Linked DNA regions of Homo sapiens: region 2 is linked to region 1. The links are chromatin loops, found by intact Hi-C in ENCODE. Cell type or tissue: mesothelial cell of epicardium. All regions are shown on one strand.

The links. Peaks named below come from ENCODE experiments on the same cell type or tissue, not always from the same donor. Only the 100,000 strongest peaks of a DNase experiment are listed, where the experiment ranks them.
Region 2: a loop joins it to region 1, with 19 times the contacts of the local background. A loop is called at or near these places in 1 of 110 quality-filtered maps.

Annotation. Positions count from the first base shown.
Region 1 is chr6:14,246,124-14,248,623 of GRCh38, reverse strand. No RefSeq gene overlaps it. Among named protein-coding and RNA genes, the nearest start is that of LINC01108, 38 kb to the left of the region's middle. In mesothelial cell of epicardium, no CTCF peak of the experiment used is centred here; no DNase peak of the experiment used is centred here.
Region 2 is chr6:15,501,211-15,503,710 of GRCh38, reverse strand. JARID2 (jumonji and AT-rich interaction domain containing 2) reads right to left here. Exons shown (of 18, transcript NM_004973.4): 8 at 2,302-2,500. Among named protein-coding and RNA genes, the nearest start is that of DTNBP1-AS1, 44 kb to the left of the region's middle. In mesothelial cell of epicardium, no CTCF peak of the experiment used is centred here; a DNase peak (open chromatin) is centred at 1,470.

The DNA.
Region 1 (2,500 bases):
GTTGCTGTAACTAAAAATATCTTTTCCCAAACCAAAGTCACAAAGATTTCATTTTCTGGTTTTCTTCCCAAAGTTTGGTAGATTTAAGTTTTGCATTTATGCCTATGATCCATTTTAGGTTGATTTTTGTCTATGGTGTGAAGTATGGGTCAAAGTTAATTTTTTTGCACATGAATATTCAATTATTCTAGTGCCTTTTGTTGAAAAAAACCTCCTCTTTCTCCACGTAATTTGCTTGGCACTTTTGCAAAAAATCAATTGACCATATATATTTGAGTCTCTTTCTGGATTATTTTCTATTCCAATGATCTATTTGTCCATCTTGATCCCAATATAGTAATTACCACAGTTTCAAAAAAATCTTGAAGTCAGATACCATTAAGTTTTTCAACTTTGTTTCTTTTTCAAGGTTGTTTTGGCTACTGTAGCTCATTTGTATTTGTATATGAATTTTAGAACTAGTTTGTCAACTTCTATTAAAAAAAAAACTAGGATTTTGACTTGGAATGCACTGAATCTATTTGTGGGTTTTTTTTGTGGGGGCGGTGGGGGGGGCAGAGAGGGTCTTGCTCAGTCCCCAAGGCTGCACTGCAGTAGCACAATCATAGCTCACTGCAGCCTTGACTTCCTGGGCTCAAGCAATCCTCCCACTTCAGCCTCCCAAGTAGCTGGAACTACAGGCACGTGCCACCACGCTCAGCTAACTCTTCAAAACTTTTTGCAGAGACAGGATCTCACTATGTTGCCCAGGCTGATCTTGAACTCCTGGGCTCAAACAGTCCTCCTGCCTCAGCCTCCCAAAGTGCTGGGATGATAGGTGTGAGCCACCATGCCCAGCTATACTTGTGGAGAAATGATATCTTAACAATACTGAGCCTTGAATCAAGAAAGAAAGTCAATTACTATGGTATATCTCTCTTAATTTAAACTTTAAAAAAATGTCTTCTAGCATTGTTTTGTAATTTTGTTAAGTTTATTTCTAAGTAGTTTATGTGTTGATGCTATTAATTGTTATTTCACTTTTCAGATTTTTTGCTATTAGCATATAAAAATTTTTATTGTATCTATATCCTATAAATTTGATAAATTCGTTTGTTATTTCTAGCAGTTATTTTGCAGATCACTTAAAATTTTCTATGTATACAATCATGTCATTTGTAACTAAAGACAGTTTTATTTCTTTCTTTCAAATTTTTATGCTGTTTGTTTCTTGGGTTTTTTTTTTCTTTATTATAATGGCCATGCTCTCAGCACAATGTTGAATAGAAGTGATTAAAGCAGATGTTTTTGTCCTGTTTCTTATCTTATATGTAATGTCTTCAATAGTTCTTCAGTAAGTATGATGTTAGCTGTAGGTTTTTTGCTTCGCACTGTTTCAGATTTACAAGTTCTCTTCTATTCTTATTTTGCTAAGAGTTTTTATCTTTAAATGGTTGTTGAATTCTGTCAGGTGCTCTTCAGTCATCTCTTTCCCTATTCCTATCTGTGTTTAAACTGAGGTTTCAAATATTTCTGCCAGCCATCACGTGTGCCCTAACAGGTGTCGTCTTTGGGCAACTTTGCTGACTCTGGCACAGCACAAAGCTGGATCTACATGGTGTGACTGAAATCTCATAGCTTCTGTTTTAACTCAAATACTGTTCATTATGGGAATGTTCTTAATTTTGAGCCAAATTATTTTATAATTACATATTTGACTATTAGAAACAGTTACTGCAGATTTCCTTTCACCTACCACATTTCTTGAGATTAATGTCGCTAGAAGCCTTGGGACTGGGCTTGTTTATCAGAATCAATTCACAATCGGAAGGAAAACATGCAGAAGTATAGAATAGGCTCCCCACTTTCTTGGCCATGAGGCAAAAAAATTAGAAAGGAAATGAAGCTCTGAGGTGTGTCAAAGGGAGTACTGTGTGTCACAGCCAAGTACTGTGTTACCTGTGGGTCAGCCAGACCAAACCACATACAGTAATGGACAGTTTGGAGAGAAAGTTACATCACTGCCAGCCTAGATTTGGCCATGAAGAATAACTACCTCATTCCCAAAGATTGCCAAACCTTCTTATACGAGTCCCTTAGAAATTTTTAATTCAGTCTCAAAAGGAGGTATTCACAATATCATTAGACATGACAATTTAAACGTTTGAAGCCAAGCTTAATCCAGATGAAGAGTTATTTTTTTCTCTCTGTGGCTTCATACTTTATTCCTATTTCTTCTTCTCCTTATTTTCTTTACTTTCAACTTTCTATGTCAACTAAACATACCAAGTATCTAGAGAGCAACTTTTGTTGAAGACTACAACAGAATATATTATTCACACTCGGCTTGTCTTTCACAGTCAATTTGGAAACATTTGTATGACACTCCAAAATCTCAAAATTTGTAGGACAAGCATTCCTTTGAAATTATTTTCAGGGCCAAGTCACCCATGGAAACCAGCTTTGTTACTTTAGGGCCTGAGTTTTTTATCCAGTGAGAAAACCCTGCAAAACTAAAAGG
Region 2 (2,500 bases), 1.3 Mb before region 1:
GAAATATCTCCTGAGCACCTATGGTGTACTAGGTCAAATCCTAGGGGCTGGAGACAGAGCAGTGCATGAAACACACAAAACCTCGAGGAGCTTCCATTCAGTCTGGGGAAGACACAGGCCTCAAACACACAAATATGGGATGGGAGGAGGTGCCAGGTGTCATGTAGAGTGGGGGAGGGTGGTCAGGGAAGGCTTCCCTGCGGAGCACTGGACACCGCAGCGTCCCCCTAGAAGTGATAGGGCCACAACAGGGAGCAGCAGATGCTTTCTGCCATTGGGTCCACAGTCGTAGTCGGCATGGAGACATTGGCTTGTGCCTTTCTCTCCTGCAGCAAAGGAACTAGATGGGGTTCTAACTACAGGAACGTACTTCCATGCAAATTCCAAGCCGCTCCTGATAGTCTGTTTCTTGTAAATATAAAAAAGGAGGGACTGAATTCTGCACCAAGGCAGAGTGCAATGAGTGGAGGTGAGGATGACACCAGCAGACCAAAGTCAGCAGCCAGGACACCGGTGCCACAGAGAGTTGCGTGCTCACGGTCCCTACCCGTGGGCACACGGCTGCTGGGGGCTTCGCCATGGCCACCACGCAGAGCTCCACTATATTTCCGTGATGAAATCTAGAAATACCCTTGACGGGGTGGATTTAAACAAATCCAAACCTCTTATTTGAATCAAACATACGCTCACAGAATTGGCCTCCTTCAGTAAAAAGTAAAAACGTTGACAGTTTCTCATTTCACCAGTTGGCTATTCAGTCACAGGATTCACTGAGTGGCTTTACTTGACAAAGGCTTCTCAGTAAAACATTCAGGAAACACCAAATAAAGTTCCTCAGAGCTTACAGTCTCTGGGTCACACTTGGCAGGCTGCATCCAGCAACCCCCACACCGCATCCCCACCAGGCAGCCTTGGGCAATGGGAGAGCAGACTCAGATAAAAGGGAGCCAAACCCTCTCAGGGTCTCAGGCCAGAAAAACTGGGTACCTCTTTCCAGAGAAGTGTGCAAGGACATGAGATGCAGCCTGAGGCGGGTCTGCAGGGCCTGGACTTAAAGTGAAGCAGCAACGCCAGGAGTCAAGTCAACCCTTCCTCCGTATTTCTAAGATGTGTGATGGTATCAGAAGCCCGCATTGCCTCAACTACAAGGCCAGGCCAGAGCCTGCAGTCAGGCAGCCGTGGGCACCTGAGGGTATGGTGGTGTTTAGTGATAACCAACAGCCAATTCCCAATGCTGCCGAAACCCACTAGCCACACACTCCCACCAGGCTCACGAGGGCTGGAGCAGAGAACGCTTCCCTTCCAGTGAATCCAGAACTGGGACCACAGAGGACAAGTCTGTGCCGGGAAACTCAGCAGAGACTTCAACTTAGCTGAGCTCGGCCAGCTGGGCCCCGGGTGCCCCGCTACCCACTGGCAGGCTGGAGAAGGGAGGAAACCCCAAGCCTTGCTTCAGAGCCAGGACAGCTGGGAGAGCTGCCAAGAGGAGAGCCACGGACTCTGCCTCCCCTGCTTCTTGGAGGGGCGAGTCTCCTCAGGATGAGTGTGCTGCCGGGAGACCTGGCGGAGACAGGGAAACGCTGCATGTTTCAGTTTGCTGGTTTCTCCCCAGCTCTTCCCTCCACAGCGTGTGAATGGTGAGATTCATTTTGATGGCTTTATCAGGGATAGCTCTCCACAGAGAGGACCTGGCAACGCTGGGCTGGCAGTGAGGTGAGCGGATAGAAAACAGAGAAAACAAGCGCACAGAGTCCACTGACGGTCCAGCCAGTGAGAAGTTCAGCTGGATCTGGGCAGCTGTCGAGCACCAGGATGAAACGGAACTGGAGAAGCAGGGGAAACGAAGCATGCAGCCCAGTTACTTATCCCTGGCATATGGAGATGTGTGCACGTGCATGCAACACGCACACGCAAGCCAGTTAATGAAAAGGAAACCCGAGGCCCTAGGCAGGCGGAATGGACTCGTGGTATCTTCGTGGAGTGGACTTCCCCTCCCTCACTGGGTCTCCTGCTGCCCCATCAACGCACCCACAAGGCCCTCACTAGGTTCCTCGATATTGGACTTCCCAGGCTCCACAACCAGGAGCCAGTACATTTCTGTTTATTATGAATTCCCCAGTCTGTAGTATTTCAGCAACACGAGAGGACTAATACAGCGCTATCACCCAGCACAGTGGCCCGCCCCCTCATCACCCCAGGGAATCAGAGAACACACCGTCCAGTGCATAGCACGCTCCACTTCCTCTCTCATTCCTCCCGCACTCCTGCAGCTGGGAGTGGCTGCTCTGCGGAGGCCCCTACCTTATAGATGCACTTGTGGAAGTCATTGAGGACGCCTTTGTCCTCCTCCTCTTCCTTGACCACTTCTTTTTCCTGAGCGAAGAGTCGCCGCCGGCCAGTCTTCAACTGGGCCTGGCCCACCTCCTTGAGCTTGCTGCGGAAGCCGTTCCTGGGGGCCACGCCGTGGATGAGCCCATTCTTGGGCTCGAAGCGGGGCAGA